2 separate regions of the Homo sapiens genome follow, and region 2 is linked to region 1. The links are chromatin contacts, found by Hi-C or POLR2A ChIA-PET in ENCODE. All regions are on one chromosome and are shown on one strand. The core of a region is the stretch at or near the end of the contact, and the rest is flanking DNA. Distances in the headings are between cores, read along the strand shown.

What was found. Hi-C counts contacts between places; a loop is a spot of excess contacts on that map. ChIA-PET counts read pairs that join two places held with the same protein, here RNA polymerase II (POLR2A). Pooled maps may share reads with other maps.
Region 2: a loop to region 1 is called in a map of endothelial cell of umbilical vein, with 7 times the contacts of the local background. The contact joins the promoter of ARHGAP22 here to the enhancer-like site in region 1. A Hi-C loop is called at or near these places in 32 of 168 maps with a recorded cell type or tissue (B cell, CD14-positive monocyte, Caco-2 and 19 more), 32 of 37 single-sample maps with no recorded cell type and 30 of 50 pooled maps. POLR2A ChIA-PET finds 5 or more read pairs at or near these places in 3 of 52 experiments (OCI-LY7, WTC11 and activated CD8-positive, alpha-beta memory T cell).

The regions. Positions count from the first base shown.
Region 1 is chr10:48,549,103-48,555,088 of GRCh38, forward strand. All of the region lies in intron 3 of ARHGAP22 (Rho GTPase activating protein 22), which reads right to left. Among named protein-coding and RNA genes, the nearest start is that of ARHGAP22-IT1, 41 kb to the left of the region's middle. Within about 2 kb of position 3,189, at least 3 of the 41 ENCODE cell types and tissues checked have a DNase peak (open chromatin) inside an H3K27ac peak, as active enhancers do; they include dorsolateral prefrontal cortex, endothelial cell of umbilical vein and left ventricle myocardium inferior, where a contact is called at or near this core.
Region 2 is chr10:48,601,343-48,607,328 of GRCh38, forward strand. ARHGAP22 (Rho GTPase activating protein 22) reads right to left here and starts at 3,731. Exons shown (of 10, transcript NM_021226.4): 1 at 3,421-3,731. The coding sequence starts at 3,454. RefSeq lists an enhancer at 3,152-3,882 and a silencer at 3,739-3,898.

The sequences.
Region 1 (5,986 bases), core at 1,939-4,438:
TTTAGCCCACTAGCACTCATACACACCTTGGTCTACAACCTCAGGCACTCAACAAATATGATATTTGTTAGAAAGAATCATGTTAATTCTATCTCCAAGCCCTATGTTCCCAGGCTGGAAGGGAGCTGAGTCCCAGCTACTATTGAGATGGAGGGAAGGGGTCCTCTTTGCTGTGGTCAGGCTTACATGGGGCCTGGCAATGGGATGGGCTGTTCTTGGTCCCTCCTGGTCACCTGATGTCTTTACCTGCAGTCACTTGGGGCTGGAAGCTAGGTAGCTCTCCTGCCTTTCTTGACCATGGTGTGTCTGTCTGAGGCGGGACCCTGGTGTCTGGAGCCTGCTTTCCTGGTGGCACCATGCCTATCACCTTCCTGGGGCATTGCTGGGGGCAGGGTGACCAGTCTAGGGGAACGCCTCTTTCCCGACCCTGTCCACATCAATTATCTGGGGTGGGAGAGCAGGAGATTTCTGCTTTCTGCTGCAGAGACCTCACCTTCCCCTGAGGCAAGTGGCCTAGGGATTAAAAAGGGCCAGGAGATCAAAGCACAAACCAGCATCTTATACATTATACGGTCCTCCTCCTCTTGGAATAATAATTATTAGAATTAAAACATTGGTTATAGCTTTGCCTGCCCCCAATTAACTCAAACCTCCTCTCACTCAGTCCGCTTGTGAGGCCCATCTCATTCACCCTTCCAGGATTCTAAGTCCCCCACTATCTCTACACCAGGGGCAGCCTCTCCACCTTGGACCCTGAGCCCACTCAGCAGTGTTTTTTGCAAGCCCTCCAGATGAGGCGGAGGCTCACTAAAGCTTGAGAACCACTGCCCGACACCATTCTCCTGCCACAGAGGACAACTTTTCATTCTGGCAGAAAGCTTAACCTCCTGTTGCTTCCAATCCTTACATTAAATTCAGTTACCTATGTGCTGAGCGCCTTGGAACTAAGGTGTGAAGGAGACACACAGACCCCGTGCCCACTGTGCTTGCCCATTGCTGCTTCTGCCCAGCTGCTCTCCCTGATTCTTCACCTGGCTGACTCTCACTTAACCTTCAAAGAGCAGGGTCGTTGTCACTTTATCCTGGAAGTCCCATGCACTCCCTGCGTGCATTAGGGTCCCCTCCTCCAGGCTCACACAATTGCCTTTTTACTCTCCTCCTAGCCTTTCTCATCCTGTGAGTCAATGTCTGCCTTCCTGCCTGCTTCCTGAACTTGTTAATTCTGTGAGGGTAGGAAGGTGTCTTTCTTACTCCAAGGTAACAGATCATTATACAGAATGGCAGGACTACTGACTGTTCACCAAACCAGCCTTGCCTTCCTCCTGGAAAGAGGTGGACTCCATTTCCCAGACTCTCTTGCTCCGAGGTGTAGCCATGCAACTGCATTCTGGCCAATGGGCTGTGACGGGATGATGGGGCCACTTCCAGGCCTGGACCAACACATCTCCCAGGCATGATGGCCTCCTAGCATGGAAACAACTAGGATACTTTTGCAAGCCACAGGTTTCAGATGGCGAAACCATGAAATAGGAAGATGCTGGGAGATCAACTGCCTGCCAATCACAAGTGTTCATTTTTGACTTTATATGAAAGACAAATACATTCTTGTGTCAAGATCCTGAGATTTGGGGGTTATTCCAGCAGTTCACTTACCCTAATACAAAAAAGCTAAGCTCACTGGAGAATAAACATGAAATGGTTTTACTTTCCCAATAACTATGCCTATCACTTCCTACCTTCCCTTTGAGTCGTTGCTCACTTGGTGATTTTCCCAGGGTCCAGAGTGTGTGCCACTCTTAGTTATTCTAACAGTCTCATTAAGGATCTCTCCAATCCTTAATTCTGTTCCCTCACATCTGGTTCAAAGCTCTTTTTGTGCTGCTCCCCCAGCACTGTGGCCCTCACGGACTGGGGTGTGCTGGCATAGATAGGGGTTGCTTCTCCTAGACTCTTCCCTGAACTGCACCCTGGGCACTGGGGTGGGAAGGAGGCAGAGGGGAAATGTAGACCTTTCTTTGCTTGCCAGGCAAGGTTGCAGTTCCCTCCCTGGTGGACGGTGTTGTGAACTGGGGCAGGGGCACCCTCCCAACCAGCTCCTCTGGGCACTGGGGATCTGTTGTGCGTTCTGACCTCAAATCTCAGCTGACTTCCTGCAGGTGGCATCTTGCCTGTCTGCCCTGCACTATGAGAATTCTAGAAAGTCTGAGGGCCCATGTCATCCTCTTTTCTCCATCAGTGCCCAGGCCTGTGGTCCCACAGAGGCTTCACATTCTGCTCCTCTTGAGAACTGGATGCTTACGGCAGGAGGTGTGCCTGGCAGAACCCCATTTGCCATCAGTCCTCAGTCAGATTTTCCTTGCCTGGGTAACCATGAAAAGCAAATCTTGTGTGTAAGCAACTGTCCAAGCAAGACACAAATGCCAGTCACCCTTTCTCTCAGCCTCCCTTAAACTTTATAAGTGGTTTTCCTGCGTGTCCCCGCAGCTTCAGGGAGGAGACCGTCACCTCTGCCCAAAGCAATTGCTCCCACCTCTCAGTACGCTTTATATACTGACCATGTCGGGAAAGCAGTGGCAGGCCACAGCCACAAGAGGACAGAAGTCCCACTGGCACTAAAGCCCCCTTATAAGAGTGTTTTCTCTGTGTCTTGCTCAGTGGCTGGATGTGCAGGTTCTCAGGTGCTTTTGGAACCAGAGGTGTATGCTGTATCAAGTTCCAAGACCTCCCAGCCCAGATGGGAACAATGCTAGAATCTGTAGGAGGCCCCATATGGCCAGATGTCTGTGTTGGAGGGCAATTTTAGTGTGTGGCTTTGGAAGCCAGATGGCTTGGCCTCAAGCTCCACTCCTATCTAGCTGTGCTGGCTGAAAGGCTGGGGGTGGGCAACAGGGCCTGCACTTTCTGGCCCAGAACTGGCAGATCTCTCCACTAGATGGCACTCACAGTATAATGTTTCCTCATTTTTAATTCTACTTTGAAAACATTGTCATTTTTTATACCGTTGAATTGCACAAATAGAACTATGGCTTAAAATTTACGTAGTTAATTCTAGGCATGACCTTCCTTGGAATTCTGTCACATTTCCAAGAGTTGTCAAGTTTTTCCCCCTCTTGGGGGTGCTGGTTGGAGAGTGAGGGACCCATTGTGGTGTGACCAGTACCACAGGCCAGCACAGGCATAGCCTGGAAGTGATCCGGGGTTTGTCCTCCTTCCTCATATCCTGCCCTGATTTCCTGGCCTAGGCCCAGACCCCAGGCGGGGCTGTTAGGCTCCTTCCTGCGCCTGTTAGTTCACTGCTCACAGAGCCTGCCACCTGGCACCCTCGGAACTGTAGGAGAAGCCCCTTGTCCCCCCAGATGCACTTGCCACCCTTCACCCACCCAGCCTGGATTTCCTCTTGGTCTTTGCACATTTACCCCGGGGGCTGTGCTTGGTGCACACTGGCATGGCCCACTTGGTGATACTTCCTGCTCCTGCCCCCAGGTAACTGTGCTCAGCCTAGTGAGGATAAGTCCTTATTGTGCCTTGAGCTCAGGAAGAAAATGTCCCCAGACTCCCTAATGGCAGAGACTGACCCCTGCTCATCTCAGGGCCCTGCAAGGCTGGCTCAAAGCTGAGGTCACACGAGAGGTTTGCTGAGTTGGATGTGAATGGGTTTCTTGGCCTTCCTGTGACTGCACGTTGCTGTGGTTTAAGGTGGGTTCATCCAATCTTCTTATTCGTTTTTAGCCCCAACATGGCCTATAGCTGAAGCCTCAGTCAGCAACTGCTGTAACAGGAAGCCCACCCTTCTGGGGTCAGGCTGACCTGGGAGGGTCCAGGCTCCTGTACCTGCCAGCTGTTTGGCCTCAGGAGATTCACCTTACCCCTCTGGCCTGACATCTTCATGGGCTGTGAAGGATGGGGAGCTTTGCCAGCTGCAGCCAGAACCAAGCATGAGCTTCGAGTGCAGCCTCCCAGGTCCCATCTGAGCAGGCTGATAGGAAGCATCCTAAATCCGGAGCCCCCAGTGGGAGGGGAGCAGAGGGGACCACTCTTGGGCCCCGGGCAGCACTGGCATTGTGCTCTGCTCTGCAGATAGCTGCGCCGCACTCTGCAAAGGCTGACTGGACCGCTCACCGCCCACCACCCGTCCCGCTCTCCCTGAACTGCTCAGCAGCTGCACAAAGGCTGGAGGGCAGAGATGGGCAGCTCTGGGGAGCAGCTCGCAGGATCTGCAGGAACCTGATGCGCAGGCAGGCTACTGCTGCTGTGCTTGAGACAAAGGAGTTCAGGAACTTTCCTTCCCATAACAAAGTCCTTAGGCCCAGGTGGGGAAAATGCTAGAATCTGTAGGGGTCCTCAGATGGCCAGATGCCTGTGTTGGAGGGCAAGGTAAGTGTGTAGCCCAGAATGTCTGGGCTGAAGCCCCAACTCCGCCACTAGCTGTGTGTCTCTCTGGGGATTCTTTCTAATCTCCACGGTCTGTTTTTGTACAATAGGTCTGACGACATTCCCTATCTTAGAGGGATGTTGGGAGTATTGTGGGAGGCAGAATAATGGTCCTCAAAGATGTCCATCTTCTAATTTCTGGAACCTTGTGACTATGTTACCTTATATGGCAAAGGGTCTTCTCCTACCGCCCCCAACACCCCCAACACCACTGGCAAGAGTCAAATAAATTCTTGTAAATAGCTCTGACCCAGATAATGAACATGCACACAGGTGATGTCCCTTATCTGGCCTATGGAGCACACACTCAGTGCCTTTCTGAATTGATGGCTGGAGTGTGTTGACCTCTACCTTCTAGTTCTGGCCTTGAGTCACTACCCCTGTCCCCAGAGCCAGGGGCCACACCCCTCGCCTAGATGGCAGGGCCCTGCCTACGTCACTACTTGCATTTCTTCTCTATCTGAATAGCTGAGGCCTTTTCTCCTGGTTCCACAGTCAACCTCTGTTTTCTACTCCATACCCCAGGATCCCTTTGTTACCACCTTCTGATGTGCAGTTTTACCACAAAGATTCTTGCATTAGATGAAAAGGAATACCCAAGTGAAACCATAGGTACTTGAATTTTGCACAGGCGCGTATAGTTGGAAAGGGTGTTTCTGCACTTCAACTTTTGCCTGTGCCCCTGCGAACTCTGGTATGGACAGGACAAAGGTAGACATGCCCCTATCCCAGGCAGGATCTTCTCATACCTGTTCCCAAAGAGCCTCTACTCATGGCCTGAGCCTGGGGTGCTCCCTCAGTGGACAGCCAATAGATCATTTCTCAGGGTGGCTGGGGTGGCTTTACTGCTTTGCGACCAATCATAGATTTACTGGTTCACTGGGCCACAGTGAGGCCCTAGCACACTCAGTTCACAGCCACCACTTCCCAGGATGTCTAAATTCAGCTGACACTCTTGGTACCCTTCCCAGACTCCTCAGCACTCACTGTTCCCATCACGCTGCCAGTGGTCTCCTTCCTCAAGCATCTGCAACTGTCCCTGAAGGCTGTCTCTGTCTGCAGAGTTTTGTCCATGTGAGGGTAGGCTAGAAATGTCGGTTACTCCCCAGAAAGCAGTTCTCAAGGACTTGGGGGGTGGGAGTGGGTGGGTAGAGCCCCAGCCTCACTTCTTGGATGAGACCCCTCTGAAGCCTGTTCTGCACTGTGTCCAGAAGCCCCTGTGGGAACTGAGCTAGGATGCCTGCAGCAGCAACCCACTCACTAGCATGTCTGGGCTGGCTTTCTTCCCTTCTCTGACTCCCTTCCTCATGCCAGATCCTTGTCTCAGGCTCTGCTTCTAGGGGAGGCCAAGCTAAAGAAAACACTGGCTGACAGCAGAGCCGGCCCTGCCATGTACACTGGCTTCTCTGCAAGGCACTTTTACTTAGTGCATTAACAACGACATTGTCAAACTTGGAAGTTTAAAATATTGTTTTGTAACTGCTAACGTGACAGTAGAGCAGTTCTTTAGGAAAATTATTCCCCTTCCTCCTGCCACATCCCAATTCTCTGCCTT
Region 2 (5,986 bases), core at 2,481-4,980, 53 kb after region 1:
AACCACTTTTCAAGTAGTCCTGCAGCCTTGGGGCAAAACCCAGGAGTGTCCTATCCCTTTACTTCCATTCCCCACCCCACAGAGGCAGCCACTTTCAACATTTGTCATTGGTTCTTTTGGTATTACTTCTATGTTTCCAGATAGTATTTATTTATTACCACTTCTTGATTTTTTCCTTTTAAGTGTTATTTATTAACTTCTTACTATAGAAGATGAAGATTTTGTTTCTTTTACACCCTTTCCCCCCACCATCCATAAGCACCCACTCCACCCTCCCAATTAGTTATATTAAAATTTTGGTTAGATTAACAACAGAATTTCCATTATTAGCACCGTTTAATTGCTAGTCCCACTTGAGGTATGTTATATATGATAATAATTTTTCTTTCATGAATCACTTTTGTTTTCTGTGGAGTTCATAATTGCCTTGTTTTTTATTTGCTTAGTTTTCTGCTAGGTATCAATAATCCAACCTCAAACATTCTATGAGTTGTCTAGATCTAATCTCCATGTGTTTAGATGCACCTTCTTAAAAATATCATTGCATTTTATCACTGAAATAATCTACAGCTCTCATGGAGATGTACAGGGCCAGGTGCAGAGGTCTTCAGATAGTGTTGGGTTAGAGAGAAGGCAGAGGCCTTAGCATTGGACAGACAAATTTAGATCCCACATTTATTGGCTGGGCGACCATGATTCTTCTACATCTGTCAAAATGGTAACAATGATATCACATTATAGTGTAGTCATGAGAATTAAATGAGGTACAACAAAAGTGCCTGGAGCATGGGTGCACAATAAATGTTGGTTTACTTTCTTGTGGGACAATCACAAGAATAAGGCCATTGAAGGTACTTCATCATATTAATAGAGCTTTCTCTCCCCACCCCCAAAGTATTGACCAGGCTCTGAACATTCATCAAGGCTCCTGAGACATTGACACTCCTGCTACAGGAGATGGTTAAAGCTCCTATAACTTGGCCCATCAGTCTGATGATTTCCTTTAAAAGAAGGAGCCTCCTTAATAGCATCAACAATTTTATTTTGAAATATTGCAAACAAAGACAGAAATTCTAAAAGGAAAATATATACGAGTTAAAAACAGGTACATCTAGAAAAAAAACCCACTCTAATATAAAAATAAAGGGCAAGCAACAAATTGGGAAAATATTTGCAACATATGAGTCAGTGAAAGATGAGGCCAAATTTCCTAAGTACCGGGCCAGCTTGGGTAGAGACAGTGCTCCAGCCACCCAGGCAAATGCTTTCTCCTCTATCCAGCTATTCATCCACTCACTCAAAAAACACAGGTTGAGTGTCCACCAGGTACCTGGCATTGGGGGTATAATGATGTCCCCGAACAGAAATGGTTCCTGCTTTCACGAAGCTCATGGAGCAATGCAAGTGACAGATATTCACCAATCAGTCACACTCAGGAGTATACAACTGCAACCTATGGTAAATACCATAAAGAAAAGGAGAGATGGAGCAGAGGATCCAGCCTGGACTGGGGTGTGTGGGAAGACTTCCCTGGCTGGCAACACTTGAACTATACTATAACTGGAGGGTGAATAGGAATTAAGGTGTGTGTGTATGTTTGTATGCATGAACGCATGTGCACACACATACAGGCATGCATGTGCGCACATGTGAATGTGGGAGGCATTTCAGGGGAAAGAACGATGTGCAAAAGCCCTATGGTGGAAGCCTCATGGAACACTGAGGACTGGAAGAGGGCTGTATGGCTGGCCTATACGCACTAGATGCCAGTAGCACCCCTCAGTTGGAATAACCAAAAATACTCCAAACAATGCCAAATGTTCTCTAGTGGGGCAAATTGCTCCTGGTTGAGAACCATTGACTTAAAACAAACATTTATGAGAAATCCTGGATTTCAAAGACAGGCTGCCTGTAAGCCCCTTTGCTGAAGCACTGGTCTCTTACTAGCACTGTCCAATAGAAATATAAAAAATATAATATGAGTCACATATGTACTTGTAAATGTTCTAGTAGCTATAGTAAAAGAATGTAAAACAGGTAAAATTAGTTTTAATAATAGATTTTATTTAACCCAATATATCCAAAATACTGTCATTTCAGTAAAATAATTATTAATGAGATATTGTACATTCTTTTTTTGTACTAAATCATCAAAATTTGGTGTGTCTTTTTCTCAATTTGGACTAGTGACATGCCAAGTGCTTAGTAGCCACATGTGGCCAGTGGCCAGCTCATTACACAGGAGTGGGAGGGTGGAACTAAGCTCTCGCAGAGGTATCTGGCTTGTCCTATCCCTTGGGTCATCACTAGACTTGCCCCCTCCTCAGCAGAGCCATGCAAGTTCCTCCTTTGCCCATTGGGGTACACAGGGTTCAGCCCATGCGAAAGCACCCCACAGAGGGGTCCTGACGTCTGTGGAACACACTGGAAGGCTGGTCCCATCCAGGAAAATCATCCAAGTGCTTGCAGTGTGCTAATAAGATGGGTGTGTTCCCTGTGAATCCACAGGAGGCTGGAGGCCCCCCGCTGCAAACACCTGGTGAGACACAAACTGTTTCCAAGCTCCCAGGCAAATGCTCCATCCACCTCCAAAGACCCATCCTCCACTTCATTGTTTACAAAAGGAGCTCAGCCCTCCCAGATACTGGCCACCTGAAAAGACACATTCTATTTTTGTAAAAGACAGATGTTCTCATTCAAAATGACACTTTCCGTGGCTAAGAAGTTGTTGTCCATGGAGATGCTGTCTCTAGCCCCATACAGTGGCCAAGTCTTCAGGTCACTGTGCTGGGTCGCTGGCTGGACACAGGCTGGCTAGCCCAGTCCTGGACTCTCCTGACCCCCATCTCTTGCTGGTCTGAGTCTGCTCCCGCATCCACCCGTCCTGCCCCCAGACCCTGCAGCTTTCTGAGTGTTCTGGCAGGAAAGCCTGCCTGCCCCTGGCCTGCTTGAGGAAATACTGTCTGCAAAGCAGCGGGAACGAAGACCCTCGCTTGCACCCAGCTGTCTCTAGAAGCCAGGGCATGGCCTTCCCTGGTAAGGGGTGCTTCTGTGTTGGCCACAGGGCAAATCTTGGGCATTTCCTTTTTAGTAAAGAAGCAAAGTTTCCTTAAAGTTGCCACCAGGTCACCTGGAGCGACCGAGGGCCTCTGTAAAATGTGGAATGTGGGGCGAAGTGTGCACACCCACTGGGGCACTAAGCCGGCCACCGCCCTTTTGCAACTTCAGGTCGTGTCCCCACCCAGCCCAGGAGTTTCACGAGGAAGGGCACTTCCTCAGGAGGATGCTCACTATTCAGCGGCAATGGTCCCAGAACGCCCGCCCCATGTGACACATGGCGTGACGGCTGGCCAAGTGTCCGCGCACGTTTGCCAAGAGGCACATGCGGTGCCCAGAGAAACCCCAGAAAGTTGGACTTACCCCTCCTGGCCTGCCTGATCTTTGGGCTCAGCATGTTCTTGCAGCCGTCCGGCCAGCCCCGCAGGGCCGTTCATGCTGTCATCCACTTGCTTTTGCTCGTCCTCGCGCCTAGTCGCCCCTCATGTCCTGCTCGTTCGGGGCCCCGTGGCCGCTGGCGTCACCCGTCAGGCTCCCTCGGCTACCTCTCCTGGCTCCGGACGGACGGCTCGCCTTGGACTACATAAACCTCGATGCATTATTTATCCATCCCAGAATTAATTCCCATCCAAGCGGACCATTAAAGCCTCAGTAATCACTGCTGATCAATCACTGGACCAGGGCGGGGCAGTCCCTCCGCCTGGCCTGGGCGCACGCGTGGCTGTCCAAGCTGAGCGCGGGGGCGGGGCGGGGCCGAGAGGGGCGGGGCCAGCCAGAGACGCGGGGCGCGGTCCTGGCCCGGGAGAGGGTACTGGGGTTCCGGCCATCCTTTGCTGAGGCTGGAAGAAATGCGCCTTTCAGCCGCCGCCTGGGAGCCGCACTCCCTGCCAAGCCCGGGTGGGATAGCGCTTTGGTGAGAAGGTAGCCGAGACCCCCCCCCCACCCCAGAGCCCAATCCACGGGGACCCGCTTATGAGCTCACTGTTTTACGTGTTGAAAGTCAGGTGTGTCTGGGAAGGAGCAAGCAGCCCGGCAATGTAAACTCCTCAGGAGACTCCCAACAGGAAGATGCCTGTTAGGGATACTATTTATGCCTCTTTAGTAAGGTGACAGGAATAAGAGGGCAGGAAGCACTTAACTCAGGGCTCTTCATAGGAAGATCTGAATTGAATAGTGAATCTCTGCTAATTGCCATGTTTCTGTTTGATGCTGGCATAATTTTAAAGGGTGTATACTGGGGCTTTGTGAGGAGCGGAATCCAGCCTCAAGATGCTAAAAATTACCCAAGGAATGCAATCATAACAATAGCTATCATTTATTAGGCACCTACTATGTGTCAGGCACTGAGGCTGGTGCTTTACATTCAATATCTCATTTAACTCTCAAACTCCTGAAGCAGGTGCTATATATATAGCGTTTCAAATCTGGAAAATAAGGCACAGCAAGGTTGAATCACCTGCCCAAAGTCATACAGTACCGAGCAGCAGGGCGGGCACCAGAACCCAGGGCTGTGTCTACAGCTCCTGCTGCTCTGTGATGCCAGCCTCTCCACCCTATTCCCATCACTGCATGGTAACAGCTCCTGGCTTGAGCCCCCGATGAACTTGCTGAACGGTGACCTGCCTCTGTGCCCCTGATAATCACTCCGTGTATCCTCTTAGGCATCTGAGCTTGGGTCTGGCTATTTGGGCCTGAGAACTGTGTGACCCTTTCAGTAGCTGGTAAAGAGGGATTTGAACAATGCCCTCCCCTGCTCAGATGGCCATAGCCTCCATCTGACCCTCCACACTCCCTCGAGTGCCCCATGTCCACAGATCCCCAAGTGTCCTATTGGTATGTAATCAACTTTAGCAGCTGTAGAGGGAGAGAGCCCACCAGGAGATCACTGTGGCAGTCCTCCCTAGGGAACAGTGTGCCCTATGGAGAGGGGAGGACTGCAGAGTAAGAAGAAAGACTCACCAGGATGTGGTGAGCCACATGGCCAAGCTGGTGGGAGAAGGTAGAGTCCATGGACACAAAGCTGTCTTACTCAGCATCAAGTCACTTGTTCTGGTCTTCAGCTACTCCTCAGAGGGATGAATGAGTACCTTGGCATAACATTCCAGGTTCTTTCATGGTAGCATCCATGGACTCCTCTCTGACCTATCTCTTGCCGATGCTCTATACAACCATATGCACATACAGCGCCTGCTCCTGTGTGCCCCAGTGACTTTGCACATGCCTTGCTCCTGTGTGTTCCTGTTCTTGCATGTGCAGCCCCTGCTCTCCTGTGCCTCTGTGTTTTTGCACATGTAGCTGTGTCTTTGCACGTGCAGTTCCCTCTCTCTGGAATGCCCTTCCTCACATTGCCTTGTCCTCTTTGGGCAATTCCCCAATGAAATTCTCCTGATTCCACCAGCAGAATGAGCCACTAAGCACTTCCCCTGGGCCCTTATCTATGTCCCTGTACTGCCCCTCTTGTACGCCCTCCCTGAGCCCCAGGCTGACTCAGGCCAGAAGCCTCACAGGAAACTCTGGCTTCATGGGCAGATCCAAGAAACACCACTGAATGACAGAACTGACCTCCTTTTCCTTTAAGGCCAGGTACAAGCCCTGGTTGGGACAGGGGCCACCCATGAGGAGTGGGGAGAATATCAAGCTAGAAAATCTCATGTCGACACCAGGGTCACAGGGCAAGTCCTGTGGCTTGTGACAATGTCTTGAGCAATCAGGAAGCCATTTGTGAGTAATGCAGCCTGGACCACTTCATCCAAGTCAGAGGCAAGGAAATGCCCTGAGACTTAGTCTGGGTCCACTCACGCTTGTTTTGGTTAAGAAACCACCCCCAGGCGCTTTTCCTGTGCAGCTGTTTTCCCTGATGATATTAAGTCACTGTGTTCACTCGCCTGCTTTTCTGGGGATCAGAGCTGGGCTCACACCCCAGAAGTCA